Regions from separate parts of the Mus musculus genome. Here all the other regions are linked to region 3. A link is a loop called in an ENCODE intact Hi-C map of the cell type or tissue named here. Cell type or tissue: gastrocnemius. All regions are shown on one strand. Each heading gives the region's core, and the rest is flanking DNA. Links, peaks and the distances in the headings are about the cores only.

Evidence for each region. A loop is a pair of places that touch in the nucleus more often than their neighbours do. Peaks named below come from ENCODE experiments on the same cell type or tissue, not always from the same donor. Only the 100,000 strongest peaks of a DNase experiment are listed, where the experiment ranks them.
Region 1: a loop joins it to region 3, with 10 times the contacts of the local background. A loop is called at or near these places in 41 of 42 quality-filtered maps.
Region 2: a loop joins it to region 3, with 9 times the contacts of the local background. A loop is called at or near these places in 40 of 42 quality-filtered maps.

Annotation. Positions count from the first base shown.
Region 1 is chr14:13,912,382-13,922,679 of GRCm38, reverse strand. It overlaps Gm281, which reads left to right and starts at 8,159. Exons shown (of 15, transcript XM_011244864.1): 1 at 8,159-8,282. The coding sequence starts at 8,240. Gm11100 (predicted gene 11100) reads right to left here and starts at 4,236. Exons shown (of 5, transcript NM_001370907.1): 1 at 4,112-4,236; 2 at 821-1,143. The coding sequence starts at 4,236. In gastrocnemius, for the core only: a CTCF peak has its summit at 4,803 (motif pointing right); a DNase peak (open chromatin) is centred at 4,839.
Region 2 is chr14:13,896,031-13,906,328 of GRCm38, reverse strand. Gm281 reads left to right here. Exons shown (of 15, transcript XM_011244864.1): 2 at 1,061-1,257; 3 at 6,649-6,820; 4 at 9,368-9,456. It also overlaps the pseudogene Gm18576. Among named protein-coding and RNA genes, the nearest start is that of Gm281, 13 kb to the left of the region's middle. In gastrocnemius, for the core only: a CTCF peak has its summit at 4,335; DNase peaks (open chromatin) are centred at 4,383 and 4,512; H3K4me3 peaks cover 547 bases; H3K27ac peaks cover 375 bases.
Region 3 is chr14:13,348,570-13,358,867 of GRCm38, reverse strand. It overlaps a transcript of Synpr not described here. Among named protein-coding and RNA genes, the nearest start is that of Gm5087, 69 kb to the right of the region's middle. In gastrocnemius, for the core only: CTCF peaks have their summits at 2,701 (motif pointing left) and 4,527 (motif pointing left); DNase peaks (open chromatin) are centred at 2,694 and 4,600.

The DNA.
Region 1 (10,298 bases), core at 1,243-9,242, 560 kb before region 3:
GCTAATCAGAATAGCCTCTGATACTACACTATCACTTTGAATAAAAGCTAAGTCACTCCCTTACACAGGAATTTACCATCACTAAGGAAGAAGGACGTTTCAGACCAAAGGAGAAACCAGAATAGATACTTAGAACTATAGCGAAGTTACACCCATACACACGTATTTACAATGGCCTAAGGGGAAGGTGGACTATACAATAGACTAAAATAGGAACTATGGCAAGGGCATGAAGCCCTTGACCCTGGCTTCTAAGATTAGTGAATCTTAGGTGGAGCCCTTGTTTATCCCAGTTGTTAACAATAAATTCTATCCCAGGTAGTTCCTGTTAGACCTTTTGTGTTTGCATTCCTCTGTTTTATGTAAGATTCCGGTTACCTCATTTGTAACTTGTGGATATGTCACACAACTTCCTTATTGTCTTCTGCATAAAAAGTATGATGCTCAACTTGACAGAATACATTCAGATCCAACAGAACCTCTCCTGGGTGCATCTGTCTGTCAATTCATCCGACGCTTTGCCCACCCACGACTAGAGACCCGTTCCACGCAGACAAGGGGGCCCAGAGGGTCTGCGGCAGTGTAGTGGAGCAAAGGCCACTTTATGATCAAGAAGTTGAGGAGGAGGGTTAATGGGGGTGGAAGGGTTGATCCATAATGCCAAGCTTGGGCATGCTTCTAGTGACTATAGAAATCCCATCAGCCCCTGCTCTTAAGGGACAAGGACATGGGTCTTTGGGGACATTCAGCATCCCAACCACAGTCCATCCTCACTTTACCCTTTTTCTTGACCACTTAATATTAAGTTGCCATCGGTTACCATTTTGTGAGAGCTTCTTCATGCTTGGATTGGTGAATAATCTGGGCGATGGAAGCTCCTTCACAAGTCTAGGCAGCAGGCCCGGTGCTTTGGACGGGGAGGCTTCCCTCTGCTCCACAAAGCTCTCCCTGCCAGCACTGGCTGACTGGCTTCCACACTTGCAAGACAGCATTTTCCCAACAGCACTCTTCATCTTCTTTACCAGGTTTCTCTTTGGGTTGCTTTGGCTTTCATGAAATCCCAAGTTGCTTTCATTCAATGATTCCTCTTTGAGGACCAACACATTTTGCTTGGCTAAGTTGGTGGACACAGCTCTATGCCATCTAAACAAACAAACAAACAAACAAACAAACAAACAAACAAAATGCATTAAAGATATTTTAAAAAATGGCCAGAGACATGGTTCAGTCAATAAAACGCTTGCTAGGAAGGCATGGGGACCTAAGTCCAGATCCCTAGAACACACATGAAATTATTGATGGGGGCATGGACACAGAAAAGTCATCAGGGCTGGCTGAGCAGTTAACCTAGTAGATAAACAGCAAGTTCCAGGATATGAGGGACCCTGTCCTAGGCGAATAAGGCAGAGAGCCATAAAGGAAGACAATTGACGCCCTCCTCTGGCTTCTATACTATAGCACACATATGCGCACACAGCAGCACACTCCACAACCTCACATGAACACAACTACTCACCAGTTCTAAAGCTGTCTGCTTATATCATCTAAATGAATACATGCAGTGTATAGCATTTCAAGCTTCTAACATTAGTTTGTTTCTGTTTCTGTTTTGTTTTGGTTTGTTTTTGTGGCTGGAGATGGAATCCAGGCCTTGGAATGCTAGAAGATGTTATACTAGTAACCCCTACCCTCTGCCCTGGGATGTGTGAGTTTTGCTAATATAGTTCTCTGAAGCCACTGTTTCCTTTCTTCTCATTGCTGAGTTGTATGCCACAACATGGGTATATCACACCGTATTTACCCACCCACTCATCGAAGGACATTTGAGTTGTTTCCATTTGGGGGGCTATGATGAACAAAACTATAAGCAACAGGGCATAAGCTTTTGTGTGAACATAAATCTTCACTTCCCAAGTATGACATCCCAGCTATAGCATGATATGATTACTTTGCAAAATCCCAGCTTGTTGCTTGCTACATTGCATGCATAGTATATTTATATGATGTACATGTTTCCGATTTGGATTAAAATAAATTAATGACCATTAAGATGAACTTCATATACTACCTAATGAATCTCAGGTACCAATATAAAAGTGTTGTTATCTTCCAGGAAAACACTGCTGCATCAACTTCAGAGACAATCACCCCAGGGAAGAGGTCCCACTGGGCACGTGGTCACTGCAGGCTGATGGCATCAGTCTCATTCCAAACCACACCTGCTGACTGTACAATTTGTTAGCTATTTTTTTTACAAGATTTAGTTTTTTTCATTTGAAAATGGGTATACTCTTACCAGAGATCTGAAAAAAAAAAAAAAAGAAATAGTTTCTATGTTACATCCTATTGAAGCCTTCAGTAGGTGACAGGCATTATTAGCCTGAGGATCAAATGAGGACACATATTCTAGAGGTGAAAGGAATGCAGCCTCATGGGCTAGACACCTCCCATCTAGGAGCAAGGCAATAGCTGTACATAAGCACCTTCTGGATTCACGACTCACACTGAGTACTAAGATTTCTGCATGGCTATGTTGCAATATGTTTCTTGTAGGTAGCAATAAAGTGCCCCAAAGAAGATACACTGTTTCCTTCCTTGCCCCAAAGTAACTTGTCAGTATCAACCTTCTGTGGACCCTCCAAGACCCTTAGTAACTTCAGTGCTTTAATAACTTTTGTTGCCATAAACATGTGCATGGCCACTCTGACACACAACAGAAATACATTTCAGGGGGGCTGGTGAGATGGCTCAGTGGGTAAGAGCACCCGACTGCTATTCCAAAGGTCCGGAGTTCAAATCCCAGCAACCACATGGTGGCTCACAACCATCCGTAACGAGATCTGACTCCCTCTTTCTGGAGTGTCTGAAGACAGTTACAGTGTACTTCCATATAATAAATAAATAAATCTAAAAAAGAAAAAAGAAAAAGAAAAAGAAAGAGTTCGGGGGCGGGGGGCGGGGATACATTTCAGAGTGCTCATGGATCCTGAATACCTTCCATGTAACTGATCAGGTTAAAAATAAAAAAAGAATACTTTGCTTTAAGCAGGCATCGGTGGCACACATCTGTAATCTCAACACTCAGGAGACTAACACAGGAGGACAGAGCACAAAGCCAGTCTGAGCTATTACGGAGAGAACCAGCCTCAGAAACAAGCAAACACCCATGTTGTGTCTTCTATCCTTTACCTACCACTGATTTATATAACACAAAATTAAAATGAGGCATGCTCCTAATAGTGTATGTCTGTCTTTACAGTTTTGCCTTTGACAAGAAATCCCAGGTCTAGGGCTCTTTTGATGTTTCCTTGAAGAGGGTTCAGTGGTGAAATAGGATTAGTAGACATTTCAGCAGTAAACATTGCTTTAGCAGGGAACAGAAAGCATTGATACATTTTCAAAATTCATTGGTGTGGAATGTGAGAAGACGAAAATACTGATACTGGGGGCTGGTGAGATGGCTCAGTGGGTAAGAGCACCCGACTGCTCTTCCGAAGGTCTAGAGTTCAAATCCCAGCAACCACATGGTGGCTCACAACCATCTATAACAAGATCTGACTCCCTCTTCTGGTGTGTCTGAAGACAGCTACAGTGTACTTACATATAATAATAAATAAATCTTTAAAAAAAAAAAAAAAAAAGAAAATACTGATACTGAAAAATTATATTCTTAATACGGACATTAATCTCACATGACACATTAAAACTCAAATCAGATGGAAAGTAAAGCCTTCTGCCTGGTAAAATTGAGACTTTAATAACTGCAAAAGATGACTTCGACAGCACTCCACATCCTGATCTGATGTAGCACTCCGTCCTCCTACCTACAGTCTATATTTTTAAATTATAATGTTTAAAGGAGATGTTACCTTTTCACAATGGATCTTGTGTAATGAAAAAAAAAAAACCCAAAAACCAAAAATCAAAAGACAAAAACAAAACAAAACACAAAAGACAAAAACAAAACAAAACAAAACCAAAAAAAAAAAAACCACCAACAACAACAAAAAAAAACCCAACCAACCAACCAACCAAACAAACAAAAAAAACCCACAAAAAACCAAAAACCAAAAGGTACCAATGGGAAACGAGGTAAGTCTTTGTTACCTACCTCTCTATCACCTTCCCTTTGAATGAGCCAGTTTTCCTATTGGGTTGCTGGATTCCTTGGTACTGGCCAGTCTTCCCACAGGCAAGCTTTAGGAGTTCACTTTGACAAAACGGAGGGCGCTCCATCGCTGTCACTTTCAGCTGTGCTTTGGATTTCTTTAGTGCTTGAGCGGAAAGGACTTCTAAAATTCATCCAGTGACTGAGATCACGGCTTAATTTTTGGTTGTTTGGAGCAAAACACACAGGAAACATCATTCTTTCTCAAGTGTTAGCACAAACATTTGTGCGACTGACCGTGTTTTACTTCATAATCCTCCAATGATGCATGTGACAGAAGTGTGGGAAATTCCCTGGTAACGTGTGAAATACTACATAGAGAAGGCACATTAGGAATAAAAGAAGTCACAGCATAATTGTTAATCACATTTAGATATCCGTATATGAGTTCTATAAGCAGGACGGTGCTCTAGGGTCTGAGTTTTTCTATTTCACCCCTCAGGAAGTCGAATGCTGTCCTATGAGGCACGAACCAAGAGGCCAGCTGCTGTTTGGCTGTCTCAGTAGTCACCGAAAGGGCTATTTTATTTCATCTTGAGTTTCTGTGGAAGTCTTTTAAAGCATGAAGCTAAAAAAGTTCAGTACCTGGATCATTTGCACAGTATTTCTGCATTTAACCCTTAAGAGCAAATACTGCCTAGGTGAGAACATTACCACAAGGTGGCAGCAGACACTAGGCTATAGTTTAGTCTCAGGCTTCATTGGCTCTCTGAGTAGCTGAGTTCAATAGGACTTGGTGCTTAAAAAGAAGGCCTCCGCAGGAAAGCTGAAGAAAGGTATATAATTTACTCTGGTTCCTGTGTGTGTACCCATCAATCATCCATATCACTGATGTGCATAGCATTTAGCTGAACATCTTATATAAACGCAGCTTTCAACTCAATACATTTGAGATCGGACGAAATAAACGCACACGATACTGATGATTTTGGTACGTGAGATTTTGTACAGTTGAATATCTGGGAGAAGAACTTTAGATGGAACAAGAGGCTGGGAGTATGACTTAAGACCCTCAAGACTCTGGGTTCAAAACTCAGCACTTAGAGAAAAAGCAGTAATAAAATGTATAACATTGAGGTGCTACTATGGTGTGTTCAGGACGGTACATCTGAGCTCTTGCTCCAGCCTTGGGCTGCGGCCTGAGTCTCGTTACAGTCACGTGATTTGCTCATTTTTTCATCTCTCAAATGGGAATGCTATGGGTGATAGCTATATAGTGAGATTCACGCGAAGTAGAAACTCTGCCGTAGCAAGTAAGACTCTCAGGAGGCAGAAGATTCCTGGTCCAGACTCTAAACCACTTCACTGTGGCGGAGATGCTTTGGTCACGAGGGTGGAGCTCTGTCCAGGTCTAGTTTTCCTCTTGGCGAGAATCATGGGTATTAGAATAAATAGATATACCCGCGAGCAATTCCTTTAACCAGAAGTTTTCACATAATAATTAGTATTGAATCTTCATTTTGTTGGATTCAATCAAATGAATGGTTGGCTGTGATGAGTTTTATGGCAGGAAGAGAGAGGTATTTTTATTCATGTGAGTGAGTGCTCATGCCTCTCTGTGTACAAGTGTTCCCTTCTCCAGTAGGTCACGGAACAACCCTAAAGCATGTAATCTGGCTACCGGAAAAAAAAAAAAAAAAAAAAAAAAGTCAAGGGAAAAAGAAGGGCACACGAGAGAGATAGCAGTTCTGCAGCCAGTCAAGACTTAAAACCTAGTTTTATACCTAATAAGTTCTGGAACCTTAGGAAAGGGGAGAAAACCTCTGAGCCTCATTTTTTGTGTGTGTGTGTGTTTAAAATATGAATAATCAATGGCACCTCCCACCCCCCCCCCAAACTATCTTAAAGTGCTATGGGACAACCTGACACAGACACAATGAAAGGAATAATTTCAGCTAATTAAATGTAGGCAATGCTATGAAGAAAATACAAGAGGGTGATAAGGTAAAGAGACAGGATGAGGGGCAATGCTGGCGGGGAGCACTGGGGTCACAGGGTCTGAAAGCCGAGCAGGGAAATAGCTGTGTGAAGATCTTCATGGTTCAGGCACATGAGACGAGAAACAGGGTGTGTACATGATAAGCTAGAGAAGTCGTCTGGGCCAAACCAGCTTAGCACTAGAAACCAACTTAGTGGTCCTCGCTTTGTCTTCAGAGGGAGGGGAAGGGAAGTTAGCAGGCCTTATAAGGAAGTGGTCCATGTATATTTTTTTCTGCAATGGTATCTAGTCTGGACAGAAGTTACTTAGAATTCCTGCCAAGATTACAATTCTCACACTCCAGGAACTTTTACAAATAAGTTGATTTAGGAACTAATGAAGGATTCTAAGGCCACCATAAAAAAAGGGACCAAGGAAGACCTCTTAAAGCGGTGACAGCTGAGATGAGGCATTTTATGTAAAATGTGACAAACTATGCTAAGAATTGGAAGAGGAATTTAAAGAACAAATAACCACATAAGTAAGAATTGGGTGGTGGATGTGTCTGAGGCACACATGGTGGCAAAGACTAGTGTGTCAAGAATGGGAATGTAGGGGTAAGGGAGACAAGTGTTCTTATGTCTTAAAAATAAAAATTACTGCTCAGAAGATGCACTGGAAAGGGAAGACAGCACCTTTGGAAAAGGCATCAGGGAGGTAACTAGGTTTAGGGTCCAGAGAGTGATGAGGAGTTCCCCAGGCAGGTGGAGAGAGTCAGAAGAGAGAGAGACAGAGACAGAGACAGACACACAGAGATAAAGGCAGACAGACACAGAGAGGGGTTTGGCTAGAGAGCTAGGGTATTATAATAGTCTAAGAACACAGATGTTTGAGGCTACAATGATGGCCAGCTATTAATGAGTAAGGCTCACAACTAAAAACCAAGAGTAAAGTAGATTCACTAAGGAATATTCAACAGAGCTAAAGACACAAACCACAATTTCTCATAAAGCTCATTTTCTTTTCAATAGCCCTCACAGCACATGGCAAGGATCCATCTCGATGTGAGCACTTCCTGGCCATTTGTAGATGTCCCTCTGAAAACCAATCCATCTACAACAGGCCAAAGTCTGTTTCAAACACAGCATTCCTTGCTCTCAACGATATCTTTCTGTTGAACACACATGAGATTGCATAATCTTATATCAGTAACCATAGCAACAGTTGACTTCTATAGAGACAGCAATCCGTTGAATTCTCTAAATTAGATTGCAAACATGAATTTCTGCAGGAACCTGGAATGGATTTGTGAGAATCAATGGGGTGTAATAGGGAGGGGTGGGAACTCTGGCAAACTGTAAAGTATTGGGCCAATCGAATGTTACAGAACCACGCATTTGGGAGAAAATTTTTGAGGATCGAAATATGATCTCCAGCCATAGTTGGCTCCGAGGTCAGCTCTCTGCTGCCTTTTCCAGATATTTTTGGGTGAACTCTGCAAGCAGCCATTGGTAGTCTTGGAGCAGGTCCTCCTTCAGGTTAAACTTGAATGTCATAATATAGAGTGGCTCTGGCTGGGGGCTGCACTCAGGCTGGTTTTGCATCTCCTTTCTAATCTGCTGTGCTTAGCAACTTGAAATCCCTCTGTAAATCTGGTAAACTGGCTCTTGGTTTTAAACTGGGGTGTAATGAATACATCAAGCAGAAGAGAACAATGAGGGGTGGGGTCATTAGTGAGTGAAATCCTTTTGAATCTTAATGAAATGAGTCCAGTGAGCACATTTCCTGAAAAGCTTCATCTTTTGGCTACCCCCTACCTCCCCACTTCAAACACCTCCCCTCTACTCTTCACCCCCACTGCAAATACCCACTTCAATTCTCCACCACCCACCCCAAACATCCCCTTCCAACCTATTCCCCCACAGCTCTCTGACTCCTGAATCAGAGATTTTCTTCCACCTGGCTTAAGTAAATCCAGTTGCTGGAGCTTTAGCCTCACAGGGCAAAGGTGTCACTTTACAGATTAGGTAAGTGTGTACTTGCTGCCTAGAAACAGGTCTCGATATGGTGACTCTGCAGGAAGCCTGTGATCATCTTAGAAGTTAGCCAACTGGAACAGCATTTCTGCAGCAGCCAGAGCCCTTGATTCAACCATGCTTCCTTCCCAGCTCTTCTTTGTACTGCTTGCTGCCTCAGGTTAGTGTTTGCATCATTGTTACTTAACTACGGAAGCAATAGTCGGAGTGTCTTCCTCTGGGTTCCTTTTCACTTGCTCTAGAACATTTGATGGGGATAGTCTTTTGAACTCAAGGGCTCCCGGGTTGTACCTCATTGGATAATCTACCTCCTTATCAAGATATTTTCACAGATGCAGTTTATAGATGGGCATCAGAGCAAGTTCTCTGGGAGACAGTTGGCCATTTCTACTGGTATCTAGAATCTGGAACCTCGGGAGACAAACTTCTACCCGTGGAAGATTTACCTAATGAACTGCACAACAGTGAAAGATGTTTGTGGCCCATTTGTAACTAGGGGAAATATTGCCAGAAGGCAAAATAACTCATATGCTAAGAATGTAGCAAGGATTACTTTGGAGATTACAGGAAGAAATGGTAGAGTTGGAAAAATGGGGAAGACTATATAGATGATTTAAGTTGTTTTCTATTTCATATATTTTCTTACTGATTAATGTAACAGATTCTACTTTGCATGAAAAGAACACGTAACATGTCTTACTAATACTTTATTTAACATGTTGAAATGATATTTTAAGTACTTTGGATCAAGTAAAATCATCTTTACCATCTTTAAAAAAGATTCAACAATGTTCTTAAAACAACAACAACAACAAAGTTTCACTTCGTGGACCTGGTAAGTCTGGAATTGAATAGGTAAGCCAGGGTGGCCTTGAACTCACAGACATCTACCTGCCCCCTACCTCTGCTTCCTGTAGCACACAGAAAGGATTAAAGCTGTGCCTGTCTGTTTTGATTTTTTTTTAAACATTTATTTATTACATGTAAGTACACTGTAGCTGTCTTCAGACACACCAGAAGAGGACGTCAGATCTCGTTACAGATGGTTGTGAGCCACCATGTGGTTGCTGGGGTTTGAACTCTGGACCTTCGGAAGAACAATCGGGTGCTCTTACCCACTGAGCCATCTCACCAGCCCCCTGTTTTGATTTTTGTTGAAAGATTCTGACAGAATGTAAAAGGTCACAGAAGCCCTCAAATTGGCAAAATAGATTTCATTGTTAGCAGAACTAGCTTCACTGATTTAGAAAAATAGAGGTGCACAATGCTCTGGCCACTCCTAGAACCCATGTGTCTGCCAATGTTCTGACCGTTCCTTGAACCCATGTGTGTGCCCACTGATGAAGCCCATTGCCAGGTGTTTGTGATATTGGTTGCTGGGGAAGAGTTAGAAAATCTCCCCAGCAACCACAGCCAGGGCCAATCCAGAGTTGCTGCAGCTGCACCAGACTCTTTCCTTGTACCCCTCCCATACCCATTTCTTGAGAATAGACATTGTTAGATCTGGAAATCTCCCCCTGCCCCCCGAGGGCCTATAAAAACTGGGACCCCTTTCCCCTCAGGGCCGATTCCTCTACCCCTGAGTGGGATATGAGTCATCTCCAGAGCTCTGGCTCCCCCCCCCCCCAATAAAGCCTCATGTGGTTTGCATCAAGCTTGGTCTCTCGTGAGTTCTTGGGGGTCCGCTATTATCCAGAGACTTGAGTGGGGGTCTCCCTTCGGAGGTCTTTCATTGTGATGGGGCCTCATTCTATAGTTTAGACTGCCCTCTAACCCACAGTCCCTGGCCTCAGCCTCTTGGCTAGGACAATAAACTTTTGCCACTCATTTGTATCCACATAAAACATTCTTAAGATGAATGGAATACTGCGGCTGAGCCCAGTGTTCTTGTATGTACAGACGTATGTATGCATCTACACATAAGTTTTATAAACGATTTTCATATTTTAAAAATTTGTGTTTCTAAATTTGCATAACAGTAGGACCCACTAGCTACACAGAGAAACCCTGTGTCAAAAAACAAAACAAAACAAAACAAAAAACCCAAAAAAACAAAAACCAAAATCAAAACCAGTAGGACCCATATTCCTATGTGAGTTGAGAGTAGCCACCCTGTCACATAGGAGTTCACTTTCAGTTTCTTACAATCCCCATGAGTTCCTGTCTGACAAGGAAC
Region 2 (10,298 bases), core at 943-8,942, 550 kb before region 3:
ATGGCTCCATGAGGTCTTCAGGGGGTGGACCTGAAATGGTAATGCTAAGAGGGAAGGCCAAAGGGTTTTGTTTTTAGGGTGCCAACATAATCTTGTCAATTTCTAAGAAGTTCTGAGATTCTAGCCAGATTCTGCCTTAGTTAAAGACAAGAGTCAGTTGAAATTAGGAAAGAAAACGAGGAAAGAGGGAAAAGGAGGAGTAAAGAAGGCCAGTTCTGTGAGGTGCTTAATGACTCTTTGCTCTGAACACATTGTGATTTTGAGTGATAATTTCTCAATACTGCAGGGTAGATGATATTCATAGAAAACAATGTCACTTGGAAAGCCATTTCTATCAGCCTTTCACACAGTGTCTAACAAAATATATAGTGACTTGTAAGATGAAATCTACAACTGCTGTGACTAGACTAGGAAATATATATTGAGAATGATGGCCAATGATCTACATTGTAGTAATGGTGATCAGATGCCCATGAGGTTCAGACAAAGACATTTCTAATGGAATGACAGCAGTTGCTTTCCAGCTTTAGAAAGCATGGGTAGCTAGCCTAGTGTTTGTAAGGCTAGTAAGAGGGAAGACGGGGACCTGAGTCAAAGTGTGAGATTCAAAAATGTCCCCTTGATCAGTTCCCCTCTGTCACCTTCAGAGCCACAGCTATCACTTTGTAGATAGGTGCATCTCCCAAATTTGAAATTCTGAGAACTTTTGATATTCTAACATTTTTACTCTGATTCATAAAATAGTTTCAACCATTTAAGAATAATGGATATGAATCTGGTAAATTTGGGATTAAAATTCTAGCTCTGCCATTGCATGGCTGTGTCACATAAAGCCATTCCTATACTTTTAACTTTCTTCAGCGCAAAACAGAACTAGCAGTACTTTTTGCAAGCTCACCTGTAACAAAAGGTCTCAGACCCTCAACAATCATTTTACTATTCAGAATTCCAAGAAAAAAGGTACTAAGCGGGTAGTGTGCTTTTCCTCTGGGGCTTCACACATGAAAGGGTTTGGGAAGCCTTGTAGGAATGTAAAGTCTAGTTTTGTGTTTTCACTAAGGTGTTCAAGCTGCTCCAAATTTTGTTGTGGAGAATGCGGGCCCCCTCCTGGAAAATGCCTCTTATCATACACGGGCTGCCACGGTCACCATGTCTCTCTCACCTCACACTTCTCTGGTTGGAGATCCTGTTATCCTCAATGCCAGCCCCACAGCACATCCTTTTGTGCTGTCCTACAGATCCTCACATGTGTGGGATGTAAGTATGGAGGCAGATAATATTAGCATAACTCAAGAGATTTAAATGAGACTATCTTCTGTCTTACATTTTATTGCTTGTTTAGATGTGTGTGTGTGTGTGTGTGTGTGTGGTTTGTGTTATGCAGTTTAGGTTGGCCTTGAACTCCTGATGTCTTTTCTTGGCCTTCAAAGTGCAGAGATTATAGCATGTACTAACATGCCTGGCCCTCTTGCATGCTTTTAATTAATTTAACCTTTTATTCTGTGAGACTTTATGGTGTGTCAGACATTTTTAAATTCCTTAAGAATAACAAGGAGCAGCAGTTTTACAGGTACCTATTGAGGGTCTCATCAGATGCAAGGTAATGCCTTACTCTCAATGCACTTACTTACATATGGGGATGCCTGTTAATTAAGGAAATACACACAGAATAAAATTGCAAATATGATCTGAGCAAGGAATTACAAGTTCTCAGATAGGTAGGTGGGTGCCAGGAGCCATAATGAGACAAGCAAATAACTACCAGGTGATCATCCAGAAATGGCCTGCTTCAGATTATTATATAATCTGTGGCAGGTGTGCCCTTATTCAACAAGACTGTAAGGGATTCATTTTAGAAAAGATTCCTGCTATTAATATGCTTTTTCTGCTATTATTAAACATATATAACAATCCCTAAGAATAGCACACCCCTTTGGAGCAGATCTATGAAGAGGTACTGTCTAGTAGTAATGCTATATAGACAAATAAATGACTTCTTAAGTCTTAATGATGATCCATCCTATAAGAATTCCTAAAATTATATTTGTGATTATTAAGCTCTTTTATAGTGGGACTGCTATTAGTTCTTTTCTGACAGTCAAAACTGCAATGAGAACTCTGCCAGTCTCCCAAGTGTCACCAGTTAATTGCTCTTAGATAGTAACCAGACTTTTTCCTAATAAGAGCACATTCCAAGAGGTTGTAAAACAATTGACCAAAAGTCATAAAAAGGGAAATAACAATTTATTATAGGTGCTAGGACAGAAGATAAAATATTGACTAGCTTTATCTATACAAAGCTTCACTAATAACTTAGTTATGGTTTTAAACCTTTAGTGAACCTGTGGAGCTGAGACAGGTGATGGATGTTTAGCCAGATAATTACTCCTAATGGATATGCATGGAAACATTCTCTGTTGTAAACTTCTATTTTGATTTATGATTTAATTTTTTGTGTGAACTTGTGATGAACTTTGTAACATGTGATCATGTTTTCTGAAAGATGTGTAAGCACTGAGGACAAAGAGAGGAGAGGAAGATGGAGGAGCAGGTAGAAAAGAATTTTTCCTTTCCCTAATTTGTTTACTATTCCCCACTTAAGATCTTTCCGCTTCTGCTTTCCCCCTGAGATAGCTTTCATAGGTAACTTTTTACCACTCAGAAATAAACTCTGTAATCACTTCTCTAAGTGTCCCCTTTTCTTTTTTCCCCTCTGTACACTGCTATTATTATTTACATAATACAATATAGCATCAATGCTGAATAGCATGATTATGTGCAATACGTAAATATGAACTATCTGTACACATCTGCAAATCTAACTTAGAACTAAGGTACATAAAATTGAAGCAAAACTCAATGTTTTAATAAAAATAAACTAGGACTGAACACTGCAATAAATCAGAAGTAGTGCCTTGTGTACATACTTAACTATTTACAGATGAAAACAGGCATTACCACAACACTAATCTAACTATACTCATTTATATATAAAAAACACAAGTTTCATACATCACAAAAAAACCTTCCATTATAACACAGAAGTGATATTACCAGACAAGCATCAGTGGAGTATACTGACAGAGCTGCTATATGTGAAAACCAAACAGAGTTTAATTTCTTCTTGTAAACAAATCCCAGTGCAGTTCTGTGCTACAATTTTAGTAATGAGAATGCAGATATCTTCTGGTGCAGGCCAGCACAATAACCTTCAAAGATTATCTCAGGCACCCTGTTGTTGACTTGATGGTTTTACTTAGAACCAGTTGTGATGTTACCTTTCGCAGAATGTCCTAATTGACAGCTTTTAGAAGACCAATTTAACCAGGCTTACACATGGTACCAAATACCAGTTTTGTAGCTTTCTTCCTCCTTCCAAAAGTCATGTTGAAATCAAGGTGAAGTTTGACTATGGTAGTAGACTGCCAGTCCTTTTCTGGTGTACCATTTTATTTATTTATTTATTTTGAAATTTTTTTTAAATTTAATTTTATTTCTTTTTTAAGTACAGGCACATAACACTAGCCAAAGATTATACCTTGATTACATTCCCAAAAGGCAGATATGCTGCAAACATGCAGAGATTTCATTCATTTAGTTTGGCACATGGAACTAAATTTTGTTCCTAGTATATGTGTATTTCAATTTGTTGTGCATATTTTTGTCCAATTTTACTGAGGGGAGGCAATTCTGCCTGTAACAAACACCCAAACATCCTAAAATATCAATTATATAACAGACAAGTATAAAGCAAAACTCTGGAGAACATCAAAGGAAAATGGCCATGCATCTGCTCTTTAATGTTTTCCTACGATATATTAAAATAAAAACAAAGTTTCAGTCTCTTCACATGTAGTAATTTTATATTCTCTGGATTTTTTGAGCCACAACAACTAGATTTTCTTTTCTGATTTTTGCTGCAGCTTCTGCTTATAATCATATGGCCAGTTGTGCTTGTCAGAGTAATGGTGAAGTCCACAAAACAAATTTCCACATCGGCAGTCAACCCCTGTAAGGCCATCTCTCTTTCTACAAATAGAACATCTGTTCTTCTTTGGTTTGGGCAACTCAGGAGCTTTTTCTTCACTTTGAGAAGAACTGGGCTGAGAAACTGATGGACTGAGCTGAGTGACAACTGACTCTGACACCTCTGTTTTCGGGATAGTTAATTTGTCCTCTCATGAAATGCTCATTTCTGTCATTTGTTGAGTTACAGGCAAGGCAGCCACAGGCACATTTCTTGATTTTTCAGATGTGCTGCCAGCAGCACCTTCACAATTGTTGAAACTAGCATCTGCTCTCTGTACAGATGCAGAATCTGTTGGAACCACTAGATGTCCCCATTGGGCTCATTCTGCCACTATTCGTCTCTCAAGATGTTCTTCGTAGGAAACAAGAACACGTTCCATTTGTCCTAGGACCCCATAAAAGCCACATCCTGAACTACACAGCATGGGCACTGGGGTCTGGTTAGTCTCCTGAACCATATTTTTCTGCCTGCGGGGGCCCGGATGCCCTAGCGAGCTGGCGCGCGACGCCGGGCGGTAGGCAGGGCTGAGACCTCCGGGAAGGGTTGGCTAGCGGCCGCCGCGGGCCAGAGCGGAACGCAGGCCGAGCGCAAGTGTTCCTTTTTCTACCTGCAACTTCCAACTAGCAGGTTGAAAGTTAAAGCCACACCGTTCCTGCTGAGATAGAACAAAGGCCACATTGCTTAATCCTCTGCTGTTAAGATACAGGTTAGGTCACTTTTTTTTTTTTTTCCTTCAGACAAAGCAAGAAAGTTTTTAGGACTTTTTTAGAGATTATTATCAGCATTTCAGTACAGTAAGAGACCTAGAAAGCCCTGAGACTCTCAGACTTTTAAAGCCATCACCAGAGTCCTACTTTGTGACTCCACCACTACCCTCTTCGGGCTGGGAGGCTCCCGGCAGGTGGGAGTCCAAACAAAGGCATAAGATCTACTTAGTATTCTCTGAAGTAGCTTTATCTGAAAAGCATTCTGCAGACTGGGCAGGAATTGAATAAAAGAGGGAGAAAACATCTCAGGTCATGTGCAAAAGTCCTGTAGAAAGAAGGATCCTGAAAAGAGGAGACCAGATTTGAACAGGGAGTGTGGTGAGAAATCTGACTGCAATGGAGATAAAGGAGAGAGCCTGTGGAATCTGGGAGATTTGTTGGAAAGAGCTACTTACTTGCTAGTTTTAATAAAGCTAATTCTCCTACTGGGAGAAGTTCACATAGGCGCATTGCTCTTTATAAGATATCTGGGTTCCTTAAGACTCAAAGTACTCATACTGCAAAGCTATTGCATGCTTGACATTCACCTGGTCTTTCTGCATTGGCTCTCTGAGACCCAAAAGAGGACCCAATTCAGTGCAATAACATCTTTAACAGTTGAGCTGCCCTAGACTGGTTTAGTTTCAGGTTATGGTTAGCTCTTGTGTCCCTCAAATCTCAAACCTCTAAAAGCAGTGACTAGTAGAAGCATATTCCATCAGAACAAAAAGAAAACCAGAATATAAGCTTGAGCCCATGTGTACATTTAGAGACTTAAATCTACTCATAAGCTATTAGTTGAAGAAAGTCTCATGCACAAGCCATAGGAACTGCCAAGTCAAATGGCAAGCATCAGAAACATGGGAACTGCAGAGTATGGTAGAAAAGAAACATGATCTGCTAATGCTTTAACAAGATCACTCTAGCTACTGTGGGCACATATTCTAGAAGGACAAGGGAGGTATTTAATAGAACCAAGCCATGGCATTGCCAGCTCTTCAAACTTGCTTCCATTGTGAATCTGGTATTTAACACTGTCTTGTACTTATTCTCTGTTCAGCTTCTACTCTAAGCCCAGCTAGCAAAAATTCTGCTGAGACTCTAGCTTCTGCTCCTGCACTAAGCTGACAAGGCTGCTTTTCCTCTGTGCGCCTCCTCTTATGAGCACTGTAAACCTAGGGAATGGCTTACTTTAATGCATTTCTGTTCTGTTTCCTGAAAAATGAGATGAATGGTAACTTTATTACCTCACTTGAGCTGACAAAACGATTCTGTGAAATAATATATGTCAAGATCCATTTTGCTGTGTAGGCCACAATAAATAGTTGATACTTAGTATTTGTCTATGATAAATATGTTTATAATTCAGTATTCAGCTATGTTATAAATATTAAAGACACAATAAATGTGGCCACACTATTAAAATGATATCCTCACTAGATGTGAAAGTACATACCTTTTTTTTTTTTTTTTTTTTTTTTTTTTTTTTTTTTTGGTTTTTCGAGACAGGGTTTCTCTGTAGCCCTGGCTATCCTGGAACTCACTGTGCAGACCAGGCTGTCCTCAAACTCAGAAATCTGCCCACCTCTGCCTCCGTAGTGCTGGGACTAAAGGCGTGCATCACCACCACCCGGTGGAAGTACATACCTTTAATCCTAGTACTAAGAGCTGATGGTGTAGAATCATGAGTTTGAACAAGCTTGGAGTACATGTCTCAAAACAAAACCAAATTGTCAGGTGTGGTGGCTCACAGTTGTAATCCTAGAACTTGAGATGTTGTGACAGAAGGATTGTTATGATTGTTATATATATATATGAAGTCAACAATTTGGTCCTCCATCATTGTGCTTTTTTTTTTTTTTAACATTTTAGATAATTATCACTGGAGTACCCAAGCTGGACTTTGAGGTGGTAGCGCTCTATTCCTTGACAATATATGCCAAAGACAACCATGGGGCAACAGCGTCCCAGACCATTTTTGTCCAGATCGAAGATGTGAATGAGCCTCCTGTTTTCATTGGGTCACTTACACAGAAAAATCAAGGTACCAACGGTCTGTTTTGAGGGAAAGCAAGTACCAACGGTCTGTTTTGAGGGAAAGCAAGTCCTGAGGACACAGACGTAGGTCCTGTGCTCTATGTCTTATGTGTTTTCATGGTGTTCGGGCTAGAAGGTTAAAGGAGACTGACACTAAACAAACTTGGGCTTGTATAATGGCTCAGCAGCTAAACGGATTTGTAATGCAAGCCCGATAACTGGAGTGGTGACCCCTGGAACCTACAGTAAAAGTAGAGTACTAACTCCTGAAAGTTGTCCCTGGAACACCATACATGTTATGACATATACATGCCCCCCCCGCGCGCGCGCGCGCACACACACACACACACACACACACACACACACACAAGCTGATATGTATAGGTCCTGATTATGTATAGGCATCATCCTATAAGTGGATTGTTTATTTAACATTCACAGCACTGGAGGGGAAGTTCTTTTGTTCCCTTAGTCCCACTGTATAGAAAATAGACTGAAGTAATTTTCTTAATATTGAAAATGATCCATGTATCTGTTTTATCACACTGTACTAAAATCGATCTCTTAAATGTGTCTAGTTGTTAAACTAGAAGCTTCCCAAGACCTGTGATGAGGCTTTTTGCCTCACTCTTGACTTTCTTTCTCACTCTATGAAGTCAAATACCTAATTTTTACTTGTGGAAAAAATCCATAGTGTTCAGGTAAAACAAAATAGTTCAGATGTAGGTATGGCTACTAACTGGACTGAGTTACTTGTTTTGTGTGAACCTCAGACCCTTCATTGCTATGTCTTAGATGGGAACGATTCCCCAGGGAGTCATGTGCTCCAGCAATGGTCCCAGCTTGTGGCACTGGTTTTGGAGGTCATGAAGGACCTTTGGGAGGTGGAGCCTTGCTGGAGGAGGCAGAACACTTGAGGGTGGGCCTTAAGGCTTACTTCCCAACCACTCTCTGTTTCCTGTTAATGGCGAAGTGAGGAGGTGAAGTGTTCTCTTTGCACACATCCATGGCAATGGAGCATCCTGTTCCCATCCTTTCTTTCCATAATAGACTATGTCCCATCAAATGATCAGCCCAAACAAATCCATCCTCCTTATGTAGCTTGTTGTCAGCAATTTAGTCATAGCAAAAAGAAAAGTGACTAACAAAATCACCGATTCAACTGAGATGTCAGTCTTACCCTGAGGCGTGTCTTAGGGTTACTATTGCTGTGATAAAACACAAGGAACAAAAAGCAAGATGGGGAGGAAAGAATTTATTTGGCTTATCCTTCTGCTTTGTAGTCTATTGCTGAAGGAAGCCTTGACAAGATCTCAAGCAGGGCAGGAACTTGAAGGCAGGAGCTGATGCAGAGGCCATGGAGGGGTGCTACTTACTGGCTTGTTCCTAGTGGCTTGCAAGTCCTGCTTTCTTATAGAACCTACGACACCAGCCCAGGGATGGAACTACCTACAATGGTCTGGGTCCTCCCCCATCAATCACTAATTAAGAAAGTTCCCTACATCAGGACATATGGAGACATTTTCTCAATTGAGGTTCCCTCCTCAACATAAAGTTATACAGCACAATGCATACAGTGTTTAGAAGTGCCAAATCATCTGTGCACACGATCCGTGCTCCATAGATGTTAATGTCTCTTCTTTCTTTTTCTCAAACATTTGATGAAGCCTTGCATAGATTCAAGGTCAAATCATGCTCCTTGGACTTCTCAAACAGCTGTCAGACTGCTTGTGGGTAAATTCACAAAGGTTGTATTAACATTTAAGACTGTGTGGATATATGTAGTGTATCTAGGCCTTGAAGACCTCTTTTGTATCCAGAAGTACCACTTTCTTCAAAAAATGGAGCAGCAATAGGTATGATGTTCCCTTCTGGATTCAAGGGTCTCACATCTCCCAGCTTCATTAGATTCCCCCAAAGACATAGAAGTTTGAAGCTTGAAGTTACTATGACTGTCTTAAAACATGTAGCAGCTGGGAATGTGGCTCAGTGATAAAGCATATTCTTAGCATGTGTGAGGCCGTGGTTGTAGTTTCTAGCATACTCTCAACATCTATGGGACTAGGGAAAACTTGAGAAAATGTTGAAACAATGTTCATGTGGTGACTCTGTAAGCTTGGACTTGTTAGTGATTTTTAAATCTCAGAAGAACTAGAATGATAAAAACCATCAATGATGTTAAGTGCTTAGCTATCAATAAGTATTAAAATTGTTTACTATTGCCATTATTTAACATGATAAATCTCCTTCCTGTATGCATGACTGATGATAGATGACAACATCGTTGTCTATCATCATTATCGCTACTACTAGCTTCCCTGAAATCACTGTACAAAGCATCTGTACTGAGTGAGTACAGTTCTTTAAGACATTTATTATAATGTGTTAATTATATATAATAGTGGGTTTTATTATAAGATCTCATACATGTACATGACATATTTTGATCATCTCTACCCACTCTTATGCTTTAGTCACACATAATTGAATGAGGTGCTTTGGGTTGGTATTGGTGAGACCCATAGACTGACATTTATTGTACTTTTTTGGGCAGTTACTGAGATTTACATCACAGAGGACACTGCCTATGGCACCATCATTTACAGAGCAGCAGCTGAGGACCCAGAGGGTGCGGTGTTGGAGGTAATTTGTCTTTTGGAATAAAGAATATCAGTGCTTGGTAGTTTATATGTCATTATATTTAAAAGCAAAGGCATAAAACAAACGAGTTATTTATACTCTCCAATCAAGTCCAAAATGTACTGTTGCCTTAATTATTAGGACATTTCAGGTGAAAATGATTGAATTTAAACTTGAATTGAATTTCTAGGTAGTTGTTTCCATTCTAGTGCATCCACTTCTGTGTAGGCAGACAGCCTACCCCTAAGGTACTTTTAAAGAAAAGTATCAATCAATATCTTACGATATTTGATTTCACTTTTTAGGGACCTTGGCTGCATATATGGTAGAGAATCAAATCTAGGGTTTTGAGATTAAGGTATAGTTCAGAACATTAGGTCTTGTCCTCAGGAGGGGAAAGGGACTTGGAATCAAAGGGCTTCAGTTTACAGTCTGACGTCACTGTTGGGCGTTACTTACCCGTCGGCTTTGCTATTTCAGCTGCGGAAGTGTGCAAATGTCACATGACTGCTTGATCTTCTCTTGTATGGCTCTCCCATTATAATCAAACACCACAAAGGATGTGAAAGTAGTTTTAAAATGTGAAACATTTTGTAAATGGCAGGATTTATAATACTGTTTTAATTTTTGAAGCCATATGAAAAGATTATGACACTAAGCCGGGTTGATTTTGACTAATGGGTCTATAGGCAAGAATAACATATTTTTAAAATTTAATGTTGTATCACTTCTCCAAACTGGCTAAAAAAAAGAGAGGCTTGTTCATGTTGCTACTGTATTTTTGATATTTGTGAGTGACTGGATTCTTTTTCAAGCAGTTGAGTCTTACAAAATTGTATTTATGT
Region 3 (10,298 bases), core at 1,498-9,497:
TGTCCAGCTGATTGGACTTGGAGGTACCCAGAGAGCAGTAAAGTACAGGGAACTGGAGAAATATCAGCACTGAGTGTGGATGGAACTCTCCCATAGGAAGAGGGCAAGATGACAGAACCCTCTAACTGGAAATATTCTCTCCCACCCTGCCCCCAGCCTTTCTCTCCTCTCTTCCCCCCTCTCCTCCTCCTTCCTTCCTTCCCTCCCTCCTTCCTTCTCTCTATATTTCCTGGCCATCAGAGGTGAGCTGCCAAGACTCCCCCATGCCCTTTCTATGGAGATAGACCCAAGTGTCTAAAGATGGGAGCTTTGGAGCTTTGCAGGAGAAGCTTTGCCTTCTCCTGAGTTGTTTTTGCTGCGATTTTTCTCACAGCAGGGAAATACACTAATAGAAATAGCTTCATGCTGAGAGACTCCTGTGCACTAAATCCCAACCCATCACCATCCCTGTATTGTGCAGCTTGCCTCATTCACATAGCTGCCTGTGGGAACAGCTCAAAGTGGTATAAATGCAACTTTAGAAAGTAGAGGTTGGGTGAGGAGGGCTGGCTCTGTCGTGAGTCATGGACTTGCTGAGACCGGAATCATCCAGTGCTGCTGCCCTTGTTGTCATCCAGCTACAGGCAGATGTCCAAATGTCCACTCCAGTCTGTCATCCAGCTACAGGCAAATATCCAAATGTCCACTCCAGTCTGTGTGGACAAAGGCTTGGTAATTCACCAAAAATGTCTCACTAGCCACATAGTGGCTTCATGAGCAAAGCCAGGATTTCCAACTTAGAAGGTGGCTGAGGGCATCTTTCTAGTAGGCAGTCTCACTAGGTCTCAGTCACTGTGAGGAAAAGTGACTAAGATGTCTCATTACCTTCCCAGACAGACTTCTCAATTGCTAAGGTTGTAGCATCTTTTACTCCTTTAAAATGTCAGAACATTCTCTCTCTCTCTCTCTCTCTCTCTCTCTCTCTCTCTCTCTCTCTCTCTCTGTGTGTGTGTGTGTGTGTGTGTTTGCTTTTATTTTTAGTGTTGGTTTTTCAAGACAGGGTGTCTTTATTCATCCCTGGTTGTCTTGGATCTTGAATTCACAGAGATTTGCCTGCCTCTGTCTCAGGAGGGTTGGAATTAGAGACATGCATCATGACACCCTCCAAAATATTTTCTTTATGCTCTTCTAAACAGATTAGCACTTCCTAGACACACACAAAAAAATATTCTGTGGTTCTCTAATTCATCTTGTATATATTAGGTGCTTAATAAAATGTCGATCAACAACACAAAAGAAAGGGAGGTGTAGCTTAATAAAGAAACAATGTTGTTCATCACTGTAGTGCAGGACCTGGCGTGCTGCCCTGCACTGAGCAGATGCTGAGGAACTAGCCGAGAGTGCTAATAAGGGAATACATCATCTGCACAGACAAGTAGAGAGCCTGGATTGTAGTTAACCTAGACTGCCTTGAAGAGATTGCCCAACCCAAATGCATGGGATAATAACTTGCCAATTATAACTAAAATCACATGTAAAAAGAGAAGAGAGTTTGCCTGCAAACCTGGGTGCCTGAAGCAGTTTCCGGTCTGGCTGCCCATGATTCTGCTTTGTCCCATTAGCTTCCAGTTGCCTAGCAATGAATTCCCTTCTGGCTTCAGTTAGCAAGGGGGGGGGGGGTGTCACTCTGTTGCTTGCTGCTATGTAGTCCCAACAGTTAAGAGTTGTGCTTTCTCAGTAGACAGGAGTGGACTTCGCCCTTATAAAGCAAAGGTGGAGCCCTGGATCCATGGGTCTCACCCTTGACCTGCTCATCAGATGTCCTGATACAATCTGCATGTGAGGCAAACTGCTCAGGAGACTCTACAATGTCCTTTTGGGAATAACTCGAGGAGGGATGGCCAACATAAGATGTTATCTCTTGAATATAAATGGCACAATTGCATAGGTAAAGGAAATGATGGGTACCAGAAAAAGCCTGCTACTCATATGGTCAGGTGGTGGTCATCTCTGGCCACATTCTAAGCCTCTGACCTTAGTGACCACTGCAGTCTCACAGTATCGTTGCTCTTTCTACCCCAGGACCTTTGGACTTGCTGCCTCTCACTTACAATTTCCCCGAAAGTCCTCGCCTTCTGAGAACACTATACCACAGAGCCTGTTAAAAGCCCACACTGTGGTCGCAGCACCCCAGCAGGTGTTTCTATGTGATCAGGTCACTATGCATAAATCTAGCTTCCTGCTTCACCTTTCTTCCACACAACCATAACAGTTGGGGTGGGTCAGGCTCGCTATTTCCCTTTCTCAGTCCCTAGAGTTTCATTGCCAAAGCAGATTCTTGACAAATAATGTTGACTAAGTGGGTCCATGGGTTTTAGATACTCTCTGAACACCATCCCATATCTACTACTCAAAAAACTGTGGCCTTAGGGACTGTAAAGCTCACATTTACCTTTACAAATCTGTCCTCTCATTCCTAAGTGCAACTGACCATTATCCCTAAATTTGTTTTGATTCCTTTTGCTAGAAATAGTTAAAAGGACCATTGTTTCAACTTTAAACTTCCCCATCTAAAGAAATCTGGCCAAAAGTTTCGTGTAGCAGTGAAGAAACAACAATCTCTCAACTCCTAGGCAACAAGAAAACTAAGCTAAGAAGGTGCCTCCTGAGAGGACCCTCATGCTTTATTTGAAATGTGCTCATGCCCTCTACTGGCCATGTACAGCGTTGCAACTTGAACTCAAACTGTCAAATCCATTAGGCACGTGCCTGTAAATGTCCTGTTCTCTGGGATCAGATAAAGAAAGCAGATGAAAAGAGTGAGAACCGCAACAAAGAGATGACCTGGCTTTTTGGTGTCTTCTCATAACACAACAAAAAAATCAGAGGTATCTACTGCTCACTTTAGAATAATTGAAGAAACAAACATGATTAAGTGAGAAAGGAAAAAGAAAGAGGAAGGAAGGAAGGGAGGGAGGGAGGGAGGGAGAGAGAGAGAGAGAGAGAGAGAGAGAGAGAGAGAGGGGAAGGAAGGAAGGAAGGAAGGGAAGGGGGGTGGATCCAGCAGGTAGACAGGAAGCACAGTGACTGGGTGGCACTCAAAGCCGGGAGAATGGATATGAACTAAATGCGGGGCAGTCCAGTTCCTAATGTTTAGAAACAAGGGAGAGACCTGAAGTGATCACAAAGAAAGTACCTTAATCAGAGGTCATGGGGTCACTGAATGGTAGGGGCTCCACACTTTGTAGGCTAAATGATTAATCTGGAGGAACTCCGCACATCATTCAGGTCCATGCATGCACACTTCCTGCTGTGTGCTCATTATTTGAGTGTAAATGTCCTTTTTCACTTAGCACACTCCACTCCCTGATGGCCACCCTGCTCAGGCAGGCGTTTTGCTCGTGTGGCCCCACAGGCATTTGACTCTCTGGATAGTCTCTTCTGAATGTTTTATGTAATTGCAAATACATTGCTCTTCTCACCCCTTCACACACACACACACAGAAAGAGAGAGAGAGAGAGAGAGAGAGAGAGAGAGAGAGAGAGATGCATACAGAGTGTGCTTCAGCCACCTGCATTTTCTTTCTCTCACCTTCATGGTATAGTCAGAAGTCTCCATGTACCAAGAAAAATAGACTCGTCAAACCCAGGGTTCCCATTTTGACCCCTCCCCCAGCCCTACCACATGCAGTGGATGTGGCATTTGGGGCTGCAGTCTTGTTGGCATTTCTGGGAGCTCGCATGCACGCTGTGGAGAGAAGGAAAATGTTTCCCTCTTCATAGATGTAAATCACTGGGGGGGGGGGGGGGCGGAGGGTGTGCATCAAGAGGATTAGCCTGAAAAGCTCCTCCCCCTCCACATTTGGAAGTGCTGTATATAATTCCAAATGTGAAGATTTTCATCCCATCATTGACTTCCTAAAACACTGTTGCTGCACCACTAAAACCAGGGATGTTCACAGTTCTTGCCAGCATAGTATAAAAGACCACAAACACCTGTATTTTAGAAACAAATGACAATATTGAAGAATACCTTATACCAGGCGTGGTGGTGCACGCCTTTAATCCCAGCACAGAGGCAGAGGCAGGCGGATTTCTGAGTTCGAGGCCAGCCTGGTCTAAAAAGTGAGTTCCAGGACAGCCAGGGCTACACAGAGAAACCCTGTCTCGAAAAACAAACAAACAAACAAACAAACAAACAAAAGAATACCTTATATTATAGCTTTAGCTAGCTTACCTGTGTTTGGATACACTTGATTCAGGGGTGGACATGGCACACACCTTTAAACCGGCACCCTGTAGGTAGAGACAGGCAGGTCCCTATGAATTGGAGGCCTAGTCTACATAGTGAATTCCAGTCCAGCCAGGATACAAAGAGAGGCCTTGTTCCAAAAAAACTTGATGTAGCGTCTTAATATTTTGTCTTAGGATTTTATGAGGTGAAGAAAAAGGAAAAGAAATCAAAACGAAAACAAAAGTTTAAAGAAAAAACAAAAACCAGAAAAACATGCTGCAGTAAATGCCACTTAGGTACAAAGGACATGGCTGTTCTGTCGCCACCTACTGGTCAAAAGCTGGGAATGCTTACAATGAAACCAAAACTCCAATTATCAAGATAGCAAAAGTTAAAGAAGATGCACCATAGCTGGGCATGGTGGCACACGCCTTTAATCCCAGCACTTGGGAGGCAGAGGCAGGCGGATTTATGAGCTAGAGACCAGCCTGGTCTACAGAGTGAGCCCCGGGACAGCCAAGGCCACGGAGAAGAAGACAATGTACCATACACTTAGCACTGCCATAGTGGCTACAGCAGCAAGAGTTCTGTAGTCGCCCTTCATTGCTGAAGTAACCTGGGTCTGGGGCTTCGGTGATGCTCTTGATGTCCCTCGCCCATCCCTGAAGATCCCAGGTGGGCGAGGACACGGGCAGAGGCATCACAGTCTTTCAGCTAGCATTCTGTACTCCAACAAGCAGCTGAGTGTGACAGAGGAGCCGACGTTCAACGACAAGACAGCGTACTGAATAATTAGTCCATGTTCACAGGGACCAAGCAGATCACCTGGAAGGCAGTGTGGTCGCCTCAATACCAAGCGCCTGGGTGACCCTAGTGACTTTAATTCTAAATAAAGGTTTAGATTTTACTTTTTATTGCTGTATAAGGTGGGTCGTGTGACCTGTGCTAGAGCAGCCCCCTTTTCAGTCTGGAAAGATAGTCAATGTCACCTCCCCTGGCTCAAACCCAATAAAGTGATCTCATTTTAAATAAATAAATAAATAAGGACAAGGAGGAAGCAATAGTTCACTTACAAAAAGAAAACAGTGGGTGTGAAATCCAGAGAAAAGGCATTCAGACACTATCTCTAATCTCTAAGGATCCAATAACTGCTCCTGAACAAAATTCTCAAAGGACATCAGAGCATAAGGACAGTGGCCAGAGAATGATGCTCTTCAACTTCAATATCCGTGTCTGCTTACGGCCTTAGCATGACACTAAGCTGTTATCTGCAATGTGGACTTAGAGTAGCCACCAGCTATTTCTGTAAGGAAGTAGATTGCTAATGGCCACTTAAAAGAAACGCAACTAGACAACATTGAGTCGGTACTTCCGTTCTCCCAGCTCCTGGGAACTGAAATAAAAGGGTCATTGATGCAGGAGTTTGATGCCAACCTGGGCAGCCATGTCTAACAAGGACAAAAACAACGTTTTTTTTTTTTTTTTTTTCTCAGTGCTGTGAGGTGAACACTGTTACTGTTGGCATCAGGACATTCCAAACCTATGAGGTAACAGCAGACCTGTGACCTGCAGACCGGTTGCTAAGACAATGGCCCCCATTTTCCCAGAATCCATTTGGCTTACCTCCCACCCTTACTTGTGTTACGCCCCCTTCCTTCTTTTCTCTCTCTTTTCTCTCTTTCTCGTCTCTCCCCCTCTTCTCTCTCTGCTATCCCTTTGTCTCTCCCTTCCAATAAAACCTCTTCCACATGGAACTGCTCTGGCCTAGTGTATTGTTGAGACACTACCCACCATTCTAACACATCAGTTATTACTCTAGAATTTGAGCAACAGAGTTCTAAATATTAGCATAGGGAATGACTACCTACTGTTTCCTCTACAGAATCACTCATGAAATAAAAGGAATATCCTTCCATTTATATCACTAGAATGCCTCTCACAGGAGCCCTTCGCTAACAGTGTTCTGTAGAAGATGGGGCACTTCTTGAAGCTAATAGAGTGATACACTTGGTATTATGAGAAGCAAGAGAACATAGAATAACTTCTACCATACTTTCAGTTCATGACCTCTCAATTATAAAGACCAATCCTACTTATAAATAATCATTTAAATCATCTAGAAAGGGGAGCAATAACTAGATTTTCTGTGTGTAAAATCTCTATATTAAAGTCAAGTGAATCTGCCAAATGGGTCAGCTGTAAAGTGCTTTATGCAGAGGTCTAACCACCACAGGCCTGGACCAAGGTAGAGAGAGAGAACCAACCACCAGAGGTGTCCTGAGAGTTAGAATGACATGTATAACAACCCAGGTGTCACCAAAGAAATGGGAGAAAGTAGCTCAGCTGGCAACATCTTTTCTGCAAAAAGTAGTGTGGCAGAACCGAAACTGGGGGAGAGATTTACTGTTGTTGTTGTTGCTGTTGTTGTTGTTGTTGTTGTTGTTAAGACGCTGGTGATAACTGTCTTTTCCCTGGTGGCTACGGTCCAACTTTGGTATTTCCAGGGATTTGACTAGTTTTAAAAGAATGAATGTTATAATGAGCATATTAAAAAACAAAAGTGCCTTTTAGACATGGAAAGTTAGTGCAGTCAATATCCCCCACTACACCCAAGGCTGCATCTGATCATCAGAACTCAGTGACATCACACACTCACAATCCTAAAACCCCATGATACCCATTGGACAGGATAAAAGCAGAAACCAAGAGCAATGCTCTGCCCTGCACATTTGGAGAGCTCCACCTTGATCTGCCTGGTGGCTGGAGAGTCTCCCAGAGGAGCTTGACTCTCATACCAGGACCCAACCTTCAGCTAAGATACATCCACAGTTGAGCAGCCTTGGTGAGATGGGCTTAGTATCATAGGAACTTAGAGTGTGAACCTTGTGTGATGACTCTCAGCATATTAAAATACAGTTTGTTATACCAACTACAGGTGTCCACCTTTTTTTTTTTTTTGAGACAGGACAGGGTTTCTCTGTATAGCCCTGGCTGTCCTGGAACTCACTTTGTAGACCAGGCTGGCCTCAAACTCAGAAATCTGCCTGTCTCTGCCTCCCAAGTGCTGGAATTAAAGGTGTGTGCCACGATGCCTGGCTCAGGTGTCTACCTTCTTGTTCACAATAAATGCAAAGGATCAAAGGAAAAAGGGAGGGGTAGGCCCTTCCAGGCCATTGAGCTCTGGGAAAGTAAGGGACCTTTGGGTAAAGAGAAGCTGTACTGTGTGATAAGATCAGAAGATTTGCATAAATGTTGTACAAGCAGGGATATTAAAGGTGCCAGAGATTTCTGACACATTGGCTTTTGACAGGAAAGCTATTTTTGAGAGAAAGACAAAGCAAAGCTTTCACATGTAGCACACTAGTGCCTGTGCACTCACCTGGGCATACTAATAAATGAAATAGAATTTCATAAAAGAGCAAAAGAATCAGAATAATACATGACTGCTAATTGCTCCAGTAGCATGTTATTGATGCAAAAATTATAAAGTATTTTAATTTTAGATTTGTTTATTTTATGTGTATGAGTGTTTTACTTACATGTGTGTCTGTGAGCCCCATGTGTCTGTGCCAGGAGTTCTAAGAAAAGGGCACTGGACTACTGGAACTGAAAAAGTATAACATAAAAACAAACTTCTAGGCCTTTAGGCCCAGGCTTGAGAATGTGACCTTTGTGACTCAATGCTCCAAGGTATGCTAATAATAAAAAAGATAGAGACATTCCTCCACCCACCTGCTTCCAGGGTTCAGGGAGTGTTCATTCAAAGAAAATCACCCTGACCCACCCTGACCACTGCTGGAACCCACCATGCAAAGGTGTTATTGTTAGAGGCTCCTAGAAAACTGTCTTGACTTTCCACTTCCTTGTGTCTCTTAACTGGTATTTTTGGTAGTTTTCAACAACGCCCTCCCCACCCCCTTGAGTTGTGGTTTCTTCCTTTAAATACCCCCTTCCCCAGCTACTCAGGGCGCCATGGTCCTCTAGCCCTGCGTGGTGTATGACTGTGGGCCCGAGAGCACTCTTGAAATAAAAGTCCTCTTGCAGTTTTCAGCAAGACCGTTTCTCGTGTGTGATTTGGGGTGTCGCCTCTCCTGAGTCAGAACGTGGGGGAGTCCTCACGTTGTGGGTCTTTCAGAACTGAAGTTATAGGAGGTTATAAGCAAACATGTGGGTGCTGGTACCAAACCCAGGTCCTTTGCAAGCTGGAATAATCCTCCACTCCAGGAAAGTATTTCAAATGTGAGGAGCTCTTAAGCTGTGAGGTGACTCAAAGGTTGTCTATAGGACAAAAATCTAATGAATGCATGGGAAGAGTCAGAAGAGAGCATTTTCAGGGTTACACTGGCAAAGGCAGAAGGCAACATCCCAAGGATCTGCATGTTTAGATACGTGTGACTATGTCCTTCTAAATCCAGGCTACCTGGATGGGTCACACAAGTGGAATGAATACCTTAGGCCCTGGTCTCAGTGGGAGCAGAGGATCAGGAGAAAGAATTAAAATGAGGGCTCCCCAAGCTCTTTTCTCTAAGGTCATACCAGCCAAGTTGTGCCTCACACTGGAAGCTGCTTTTCTTCCCTCCCCCTCATTCTTTCCCTCTGTCTCTCCCTCCTCCTTTTGTGCACCAAGGTTCTGGGTAAACAAGCTGATTGATGGAACAGAACTTCTGTGACTGTGGAGAACTTGCAATGTTGTAGCTCCAGAGCCAAATATCTCCAGTATCGTTAGCTTTTTTTGGTGGGTGGGAAGGAACCAGTGCTGAAACTCAAATCCACTCTGATTAGACTACTTAAGTGCCCGTCACACTCATCACTAGATAAGGAGAGAGGAAGTGTGGTGGACAATTGGGTCAAATGTAAAAGGACTGCTGATACTTTTTTATAACACACACAAATATACACACACACCCCAACACAATACACATGCACACCATACTACATATGCCATACACATACATATATGCACACCATCTACACACATAACTTATTACACACATACACTTCCTTCTTTTAAAGTAGCAGGCTTGTTACCAGAGCCACACTCTGATGGACAGAAGAGGTTCATTACCTTTCATCAAAATGTTAGGCAGGCAGAATCTAAAGTGAGTTTTACAATAAGAGAGAAAGCTCTTCCATCTATGCAGCTTTGAAACTGATTGCAAATGAGTTGCCTTGGAGCAGTTGGGCTAGCAGTAATGGTGTGCATCTGTGAGGCTTCGCTCCAGGCGTGGCTGCATTTACATCACTAAAAACTCTGCAATTACAGCTCAGCCCTTCCTTTCCGGCAGACAGAAATTGCAACAGCAGGTTTCCTGCCTGGATTACCACCAGCAGCCAGAGTCAGTGTCCCAGACATCTGTAGCACATTAACCCCTACCCTTGTTATCTTTCCACTCTGAACAAACCCTCTGACAAAATATGTGGCCAAAGCTTTTCCAACCTTCTTAAGTTGAACAGCAAATCATAAGCCTGCACAGAACAACTTCTGATGGAGTTAGCACGGTATTAATAAAACCCGTGTTGGACTTTCTGCATCTCAGTGGTTCCTTCCACAATGCAGCAGAAAGTCTTGTGGGACTCAGATGGCTTTGATAATGTCAACTCCTAACCTATGTGCTATAGGACATGCTATGGCAAACAATGTCAATGGTACAAAATCAATAAATCATTTTAATATACATTGTTATCCATATATGAATCTGCCCCTTTCACTCACTTCCAACCTTTCCCTCCTACTTCCTATATCCTAGAGAATAAGAGGCAACCTGGATGGCTCACACCAGCGGATTATATACTTTCTGCCTCGGGTTGAGTTCAGTCAACGGCAGGCCAGTAGAAGATAGTGATTGATAAAGGAGAGAGTGAGGTTAACGTGGCTGCTCCCCAGGTTATCTGATAAAGATGTAACTAAACAGGAAGAATTCAGCAGGCAAACAAGGATAGCTGTTGCCCTGAAAGCTCAATTCCACAACAAAAACAGACATACTTATGTTTTTCCTCAAGCTCAGAGGTTACTGAACAACAGTAATTTCACAAGATGCCATAGTTTCAAAGATAGCAATTTGTCAGTTAAGCCTGCCTACTTTGG